Regions from separate parts of the Homo sapiens genome. Here region 2 is linked to region 1. A link is a loop called in an ENCODE intact Hi-C map of the cell type or tissue named here. Cell type or tissue: pancreas. All regions are shown on one strand. Each heading gives the region's core, and the rest is flanking DNA. Links, peaks and the distances in the headings are about the cores only.

Evidence for each region. Peaks named below come from ENCODE experiments on the same cell type or tissue, not always from the same donor. Only the 100,000 strongest peaks of a DNase experiment are listed, where the experiment ranks them.
Region 2: it touches region 1 in a loop (5-fold over the local background); 5 of 110 quality-filtered maps call a loop at or near these places.

What each region holds. Positions count from the first base shown.
Region 1 is chr1:21,923,281-21,929,904 of GRCh38, forward strand. All of the region lies in intron 1 of HSPG2 (heparan sulfate proteoglycan 2), which reads right to left. Among named protein-coding and RNA genes, the nearest start is that of HSPG2, 11 kb to the right of the region's middle. RefSeq lists enhancers at 4,423-4,979, 4,980-5,534. In pancreas, for the core only: no CTCF peak of the experiment used is centred there; no DNase peak of the experiment used is centred there; H3K27ac peaks cover 326 bases.
Region 2 is chr1:21,873,841-21,876,340 of GRCh38, forward strand. It overlaps HSPG2 (heparan sulfate proteoglycan 2), which reads right to left. Exons shown (of 97, transcript NM_005529.7): 23 at 2,389-2,500; 24 at 2,023-2,202; 25 at 1,789-1,907; 26 at 1,051-1,162; 27 at 776-889; 28 at 566-693; 29 at 85-171. Among named protein-coding and RNA genes, the nearest start is that of HSPG2, 62 kb to the right of the region's middle. In pancreas, for the core only: no CTCF peak of the experiment used is centred there; DNase peaks (open chromatin) are centred at 1,011, 1,841 and 2,051.

The DNA.
Region 1 (6,624 bases), core at 2,823-5,322:
CCTGTAATCCCAGCTACTCGGGAGGCTGAGGCAGGAGAATCGCTTGAACCAGGAAGCGGAGGCTGCAGTGAGCCGAGATCATGCCATTGCACCCCAGCCTGGGCGACAGAGCAAGACTCCGTCTCAAAAAAAAAAATAAAATAAAATAACCAGACTCAACATAAATAGCCCTCGCTATTTTGCACATCCATGAGCTCATCTGAGACTCACGATAAAATCGGCCTGCCCTTCTCTCTGCTGCTGTGGGCCCTCCCCCTGCCCTCACCCAGGGGAGCTGGCTCCCAGGTCCTCTCCTCCCACAGGCTCACTGCAAGGGAAACAGACTCACAAATGAGTGCTGAGACCAAGTCACAAAGACTCAAGAGATCTCCCAGAGGTCTGGTGGCCCTGAAATCCTGCTATAGTCCTCGAGTGTCTTCCTTGAATGTAGCCTCCTTCTCCCTACTCCTTTACCAGCTGGCCCACCACTCAGCCTCTCTCCCCTATCAGACCACAAGCTCCATAAGCCCACGGTGGTGTTTAGATCCAACACAAGGCCTCGCATACCGCTGTCACTCCGAGAATGTTTGCCGAATGAATGAACGGTCCCATTTTGCTTCTGGGGAAAATTAAGCTCAAAGAAGTTCAATGGCTTGGGATCACGTAAGAGTTTAGGAATCTTGTGACTCCTAGTCACACTTTCTAAACAGACATTTACAATGAATGCCCCTGATGTCAGCTTAGCAGCAGGTACCCAAGAGCAGAGGTGAACTGACATGGACAGAGCACGGCAGGAGAGATTCTGGGGCTACACAAGAAGACAGGACAGGCTTCAAGGTCTAGGGCACAGGGGCCATCTCCTTCATCTGCTTCCCTAGCCCAGAGCCTGGCACTTGGGAGCTGGGGTTATGCCTCCATTTCCCAGATGAGAAGTAGCTCATGGAGCAGGGAATAGCCAGGCGCAGAGGAAGGTGGAAGCTGCCTCCAGCGTCACCAGACATCCTGGAAGAAATTGGAGGCATGGTCCCTACTCTCCGGATGCCTTGGATCTTGTTGGAGAGGCAGGACTCGTAAGCTATAAGTGCCCAACACAACTCAAAGTCCAGAAAATAACAGTGTCAGGGGAAGGAATCAATAGCGTCAATGAAGGAAGACATGGGATTGGTGATATGGTGGGCTCCTTGAGGTGCCTACCACCCTCAGGCCCCAGAGAATGGAACACCACCAACTTTTGGGGGGTAGTGAGCAGTTTTCTCCAAGAACTCAGGGTCCCTTTCTTCTGCTTGGAAGACGGCCAACAAACAAGAAAGGAGCCCATCTTGTGAGTAGGAAAACTGAGGCCCGGGGAGGAGAGATGGTAGCTGACTGGTGACCAAGTGGAGGCCCAGGCCTTAACCTCTTGCCTCCCTGGTCTGACCAGCAATGAATGTCACCTCAGCTATCTTGGGGACTTCCTCTTATTCTTTCCCAACCTTAACGACTCTGGCAGCAAGCGAGTGTCTTCCTGCTCTTGCACATGCAACAACAATGTGGACAATGTGAGTCCAGGGACAATGGGGACAACTCCTGGACCCCTGCCACAATGCTTTCCTCCTCTACCAGCCAAATCAGACTTGCTCTTTAAGCCCCATTTCCTCTAGAAAGTCTTTCCAGATAACTCATGCCCAATCAGTCTTTTCCTTCCCCTGACACTCTGCTATTGTCTGGACTTTGAGTTGTGTTGGGCACTTATAGCTTACGAGTCCTGCCTCTCCAACAAGATCCAAGGCATCCGGAGAGTAGGGACCATGCCTCCAATTTCTTCCAGGAGGTCTGGTGACGCTGAAGGCAGCCTCTACCTTCCTCTGCGCCTGACTATTCCCTGCTCTCTGAGCTACTTCTCATCTGGGAAATGGAGGCATAACCCCAGATGTACAGGGGGATTGATAACACAGATCAAACAATGAGCGCGATGTCAGGCGCACAGCAGGTCCTCAGGCAGCACTAGCTGAATATGTGAACAAATGAGTGGACAGAGGGATGGATGGAAGGATTCTTGAAGCTTCCACTGCACAGGGCTGTTGAAACAACACAACGCGGGACCTGGATGTAGATTTCATCTCGCAGCTGAGCCATGTGCTTCTCTGCCTTGCATTTCACCCAAGCCCCCAGTATGAGGGGGACACAGGGCTGGCTCAGAGCAGGCCCCGCTCAGCAAAACTCACTGAACTCCCAACAGGGCAAAACCTGCAGGCCCCACAGGGAGCTTGGGACCTGACTGAGAAGAATCAGGGTTCCCAGGGGTCTCAGTCACAGGGAAGGTCACATCCATCTCTCTGGGGAACATTATCACTGGGTTGAAATGGAAGCCAAAGGGTAAAAAGACACCCGAGTCTGTGAAGCAGGAACTGGCAAAGCCCATGTGGCAGACATGCAGCCTCCTATAACCCTCTGCCAAGGCCAGCCTGGACCCACCTTCTCCACACAGCCCTCCCAGACTTCCTCTGTCTGGACACAACAGGACCCACTGAGGAAAACAATGATGACTTGGGAGTCTGACAACCTGGGCTCCATTCCCAGGTGTGGCACGTACTGGATGGATGAAGGGCCAGCCATTCCCTCTATTTTTTTATTTTTATTTTTTTTTTTGAGACAGTCTTGGCTCACTGCAGCCTCCGCCTCCCGGGTTGAAGCAATTCTCCTGCCTTAGCCTCCCAAGCAGCTGGCACTACAGGCATGAGCCACCACGCCCGGCTAATTTTTGTATTTTCAGTAGAGATGGGGTTTTACCATGTTGGCCAGGCTGCTCTCGAACTCCTAGCCTCAAGCAATCTGCCCTCCTAGGCCTCCCAAAGTGCTGGGATTACAAGTGAGAATCTGGCCCCCAACTCCCCCTCCTGATGCCTCAGTTTCCTGCCCTGCAAAATGGAGATATAATGCCAACTTCAAAAGATTGCTGTGAGTATTATATGCGATAATGCCTGGCAAGAGCCCAGTGGGAGGCCTGGCTCTAAAGAGGGTGGCAGTTTTAATGAGAAGGTGTCAGCACTCAGGGAACATTGACTGGTGACCTATGTGACTGAGGCCACTGGGGAGGAGAACCTGCAGGTCCCAGGACAGGGAAGAGACTGGTCTGTCCCCAGGAAACTCCTGGGTTTCTGTTCCTCTGGCCTAAGGGTCATAGCAAGGCAAAAGGCAGGAAAGGGTGAAGAGCCGTGAAAGTGATAGAGGCTGCTGGGCGTGGTGGCTCACACCTGCAATCCCAGCACTTTGGGAGGCTGAGGCATGTGGATCACCTGAGGTCAGAAGTTTGAGACCAGCCTGGCCAACCTGGTGAAAGCCTGTCTCTACTAAAAATACAAAAATTAGCCAGGCGTGGTAGTGCATGCCTGTAATCCATAATCCCTGCTACCAGGGAGGCTGAGGCAAAAGAATCGCTATTGAATCCGAGAGGCAGAGGTTGCAGTGAGCCGAGATCGCACCACTACACTTCAGGCTGGGAGACAGAGTGAGACTCAGTCTCAAAAAAAAAAAAAAAAAAAAAAAAAAAGAGAGAAAGAAAATGATAGAGTAGAGGCCACTAGGGCTGGGATTTATCAGGCCAGAATTTCAATCCATCCAGCCCAGTAAGGGATCCAAGAAGAGGCATGATCCCAGTTCCCAACTATTTGAAAATTGGAAACGCCAAACAAGGAGAGGGTTGAGTCAGCTGGGGTTAGTTAGGAGGGGGAGGCCAGGACCAGGAGGTGGGGGCCGGAGCCGGCTTCCTGGGAGAGAGCCATGGGCAGGCGCAGGGAGTGGGGAGGTGGTGGCAGGGACCCGGAGGTGGGCTGGGAAGGGGCCAGAGGCAGCTGGGAATCCCAGCCCCACCCGTGGAGAAGCATCTGTGGAGTGACCCGAGGCCACCTCTGAAGTCCTCCCCAGGCTCAGGCCCCAGCCAGGCCTCCCCTTCCCCACCGACTGGGATGGGAGAAAGATGGGGAAAGAGGCCAAATGTTACAAAACACCTAGGTGTGACCCGCCTGATGGGGAGGGGGGACACATCTCTACCCAACAGCCCAAGCCCAAAGCATAGGGTGGGGTGGGGTGAGATCCCCAGGCCTGTGTGTCTCTCTCTCCTGAGTCCTGCTGTTTCTCTGAGGCCACGGGAGCCAGATTTAGAGTCGAGCAGCCCCACATCCCACCAAGTAAGGACCAACTGCAGGTTGGCCCAGAGCTCCCCAGGCAAGGTCCTGCCTCCTCCAGTGTAGGCCAGGGGGGGACAGGGCTAGGATGGGGTCCCAGGACATCCCCCACCCCCCCCACTGTCACTACCCTCAGGATGCACGAACATCCTTTCTGCACCCATGGGAGCCCCTGGCCACACCTCCTGTTGCTCAGAGCCCACCAACTGCACACATCTGGGAAGGGGACAAGGCGTCCAAAGACTCCAGCCTTTCCCAGGCCACACCCTGGGGTGTGCCCCCCTCCTTCTCCCAGTCCAGGAAGGAGCAATCAGGGTGGAAGGATGGACTCTGTCCTACAGCTGCGGCCTCGGTAGGCGAAGGAGGGGCAGTGACAGATCAGAGGCAGTTACACCCGGAGCTCTGAGACTGCGAAAGAGGCCCAGGGAATGGACAATCCCCTTACACAGCCATTCATTCAACAAGCCCAGTACAGGACCTGGGTCATAGAGAAGGCGTGCCCGGCTGTGCCCTGGGAACCCTGCCTCAGATATTCCACCGGCCTTGTCTTTAGCAGGAACGAGACTTAGTGCAATCACGGATTGTCAAATACCTGCCACATTCCAGGCACTGAGCAAGGTGCATCCACCTGGTTACTTCATAACCACCAGGAAGCAGGCCTCCCCATTTCACATTTGACTGAGGCTCAGAGAGGTAAAGCAACTTGCCCAAGGTCACAGAGCCAGTCAGGGCTGGGCCAAGACTTGAAGGCAGGGCCTTTTGAGCCCACATCTTTCCCTTGACCACAGTGCCCAGGGAAGTGGCTCTGAGACCAATGAGGACACAGACAAGTCAAAAAGGGCAGAGTGGACATCCCAGCTTGTCCCACATCTTCTGGGGCCCTGCAGAGAGCATGGCTGGGCAGGCAGCTCCCAAGTGCAGGGGCCAGAGCACGCCCCTTTCCAATCTCAGCAAGGAGCCTGGGCCTTCTTGGCCTGCTGGCTTCCTCAAAGCCATTAATTTGCTCACTTGAATTTGTTTGTTTGTTTGTAGTTTTGAGACAGAGTCTCGCAATGACGCCCAGGCTTGAGTGCAATGGCATGATCTCAGCTCACTGCAACCTCCGCTTCCCAGGTTCAAGCGATTCTCCTACCTCAGCCTCCTGAGTAGCTGAGACTACAGTCATGCACCACCACACCCGGCTAACTTTTTTGTATTTTTAGTAGAGACGGGGTTTCACCATCTTGGCCAGGCTGGTCTCGAACTCCTGACCTCAAGTATCTGCTCACCTCAGCCTCCCAAAGTGCTGGGATTACAGGCGTGAGCCACCGCGCCCATCCTTTATTCACTTGATTTTTTTTTTTTGAGATGGAGTTTTGTTCTTGTTGCTCAGGCTGGAGTGCAATGGCGCGATCTCAGCTCACCACAACCTCCGCCTCCCGGGTTCAAGTGATTCTCCTGCCTCAGCCTCCCTGAGTAGCTGGGATTACAGGCATGTGCCACCATGCTTAGCTGATTTTTTTATTATTATTATTTTCAGTAGAGACGAGGTTTCTCCATGGTGGTCAGGCTGGTCTCGAACTCCCAACCTCAGGTGATCCGCCCGCCTTGGCCTCCCAAAGTGCTGGGATTACAGGTTGTGAGCCACTGTGCCCAGCCTCACTTGAAGTTTTAATGTGTTCACCTACTATCTGCCTAGCACCAGGCAAACAGCAATGAACAAAGCCAAGTCCCTGCCCTCATGCAGCTTCCACTCTAGATGAGGGGGTAAGAATAAATCTACAAGCCATGAGCTCCGGCTGTGGAGTTCTAAGGCAGAGTCTGCAACTCCACAAATGAACACTCAGCAAGATCCCCTCCGCCTACACCATAAGCCAATGCAGAGGCCCCAGCTTGGGTGGGGACGGGGGAGCTCCTGGCTGGAGATGGGTAGGGGGATGACTGCCAGGCATGTGAGCCAGTCCAACCCCCACCCATGCTGTCCCCTCCATCACTTGCCATTCTTTTTTCTTTTTTTTTTTTAAGAGACAGGATCGCGTTCTATCACCCAGGCTGGAGCGCAGTGGCAAGATCATGGTTCACTGCAACCTCCACCTCCTGGGCTCAAGTGATCCTCCTACCTTGGTCTCCCAAAGTGTGGGGATTACAGGTGTGAGCCACCACTCCTGGCCCACCTGCCGGTTTTTTTTTTTTTTTTTTTAGGAATTTTTATTGTCCAAACAAGAGATCGTAAGAGAAGACACAAATAAATTAACTGTTCTGAGAATTCTGGACTCCACCTCCTGCCCACTCCTCCTGGAACTTTCCCATCTCAGGTAGTGGCAGCTCCATCCTTCGGGATGCTGAAGCCAAAGACTGTGGAGGCATCCCGGACTCTTCTCTTTCTGTCCCGCCCCACATCCAACCCACTAGCAAATCCTGGTGACCCATCTTCAAAATGTACTGGGGATTCAACCATCTCCCACCTCCGTGGTCCTAGCTTGAGCTCCCATCGTCTGTCCTG
Region 2 (2,500 bases), core at 1-2,500, 52 kb before region 1:
GGGTTGGGAGCGCTGGGCCCTGCCTGAGGATTCCAGGGACACCCCCTGTGCGCATCCCCCCACCCTCTCCACCCCCTGCCTCACCTCTCACAGTGACGCCCACTGTGGCCTGGGGAGCACGCATCACAGGTGGGGTGGCCGTCTGTGTCCAGAAAACAAGTGTGGGCAGCCCTGAGTGTGGGGGCAGATTTCTAGTCAGGAACGCAGTGGCTCCTTCCTCTCCCCCGATCCTCCTTCAGGACCAGGGGAGAGGGGAGGGGAAGAACAGGCATGTGAACTCATGTGTCCTCAGTGCCACTGCATGCCTGGCACTGTGCTAAGAGTTCCACATGCATAGCCTCATTCAACTCTCACACAAGGGGCTGAGGAGGGTGGACTACCCCATTTCACAGATGAGGCAGCTGAGGCCCTGAAAGTGAAGTGTATCTCACACCAAGTGACACTGAGCAGGCAGTAAGGCCAGGATTTAACCACTGCCTCTCAGAAGGGCCCTGGATGAAGCGGGTGTGGGAGCGGGTGGTAGACATTTCAGGGAAGGGCAGGTGCAGGCAGGGACTGGACGCACTGGCCGGCAGCAGGGTCTCCGTAGCAGGGGCACAGCTGGCAGTCCTGTGGTGTCCCCCGCTGGGCGTCCCCGTAGTATCCTGGCTGGCACTGCTCACACCGAGGGCCCTCCGTGTGATGCTGGCAGCCCTGGAGGAGCAGGATGTGAGTTGAGGCTGGGCCTCCAGAGGCCACAGATTGCTGGGGTGGGCGGAAGGAGGGCGGGACTTACCTGGCAGGCACCTGTTTCTGGCTCGCAGGCCTCTGAGTGGCCATGGCAGCTGCAGCGTTCACAGGTACCCAGGTAGAGGCCACTGGGCGTGCGTGTGTAGCCTGTGTCACAGTCCTGGGGGCAGAAAGATGGCAGTGGGAGGGACTTCCGAACACGGCCCATTCAGGTAGGGGCACTGGATGGCCAGGGCTGGGGAGGTGTGGAGGGCTCATGGAGAAGGAGCGGGAAGCACCATGGAGGGGGCTGGCTGGGCTGGCGTGGGGCCCAGGACTCACCTGGCAGGACGGCCCACGGTACCCGGGTGGGCAGGAGCACTGTTCCACTTCCAGCGCGGGGTCCTGGCCGGTTTCCTCGGGCACAGCCACGTCCATGCTGATGCCAGAGACCCTGGGCGTGACAAGACCCAGCGTGAATAGGAGTGCTGGCTCTGTGCCAGGCACGCCTGGAGTCCTCCACTGGCAGGGTCTTATTAGTCCTCCCGACAGCCCTGTCACAGTGCTGCTGGGGCCCTGTCCAGATCTCCAGAGGCTGCGAGGACCGTGGCAAACAGCTGTTACCTGCAACTTACTCCAAACCATCACCCTTCCTCACCTGGAGAGGTTATACCACCTCGTTCCCCTGGGGTCCCCAATGACAGGCTGATACAGGCTACAAGAGCCCACGGGCCTGAAAGAACGATCACTCTCCGGCGAATGACTCTCCAGAGCTCCCTGTGGGCTGAGGCTGGGGCTAGACTTGACCTGAAACCATATCCCTGCATGGCCCCTCCCCCCTCCTGCGTCCCTCTCCTTGTGAATCACATGCACCCCAATCCCCGTCTCAGGCTTCTTTCTAGGGAGCCTGGCCCCAGACCAGCCTGTATGGGAGACATTGTTAAGACTCTCCGTTTTACAGACAGGGAAAGTGAGGCACAAAAGGGTCACACAGTCTGTAAGTGGCTGTGCTGTACTGCACCGCTTAGATGGAGCCCCTCCCCAAGCCCATGCTGGTCCTCCTGCCCCGGCTCCAGACACCTGCTCTCAGCGGGCTGCTGGGCGTAGGATGCTCGGATCAGGAGGGTGTCGATGCCTGCCAGTGCCATCAGCAGGTGCTCCCGTGTGGCTGGCTGCCCATCGGGCCGCTGCCATGCTTGCTGCCAAGGAGAGGACACATGTGCTCAGCCCCTGACGTCCTGGAGTATTGAATGCCGGAGAGGCAGGAGCAAGGGCCTGCCCGCACCCCTACCCCCAGGGGACAGTATTGCTCACCTCCCGGAAAGGCACAATGAAGGTGCTGGGCTGGCCGGGGCTGGGCTCCTGGGCCACATGGTGCTCTAGGATGATGTTGTTACCTTGCAGCACCACCAACGGCTGCCCGTGCAGGGGTGTGGAGCCCGGCTGGGACCTCTGGGTCACTGTGAAGCGCAGCTCTCCTCCATAGGAGGTCACCTGGGACCAGGGTTAGACAGGAGCTTGCGGAGGCCTGAATTCGGGCCCTGTCACTGCTCCAGCCACCTTTTCCATGCAGTGTATCTCACTATTCTCCCAAGGCACCACGACCCTCCCGCCTCCAAGCCTTTGCCTGCGCTGTTCCTGCTGCCTGGAGTTTCCTTTGCCTTTCCACCCACTACCCACCTTGTCCCCCAGGAAGCGTGAAGGGAGGCTCCAGAAGTAGGGTCCAGATAAGAGTCTGTGGAAGGAGGAGAATCCCAGTTCCCCGGGCGTGGGGGAGAAGATGCCCTCGTTG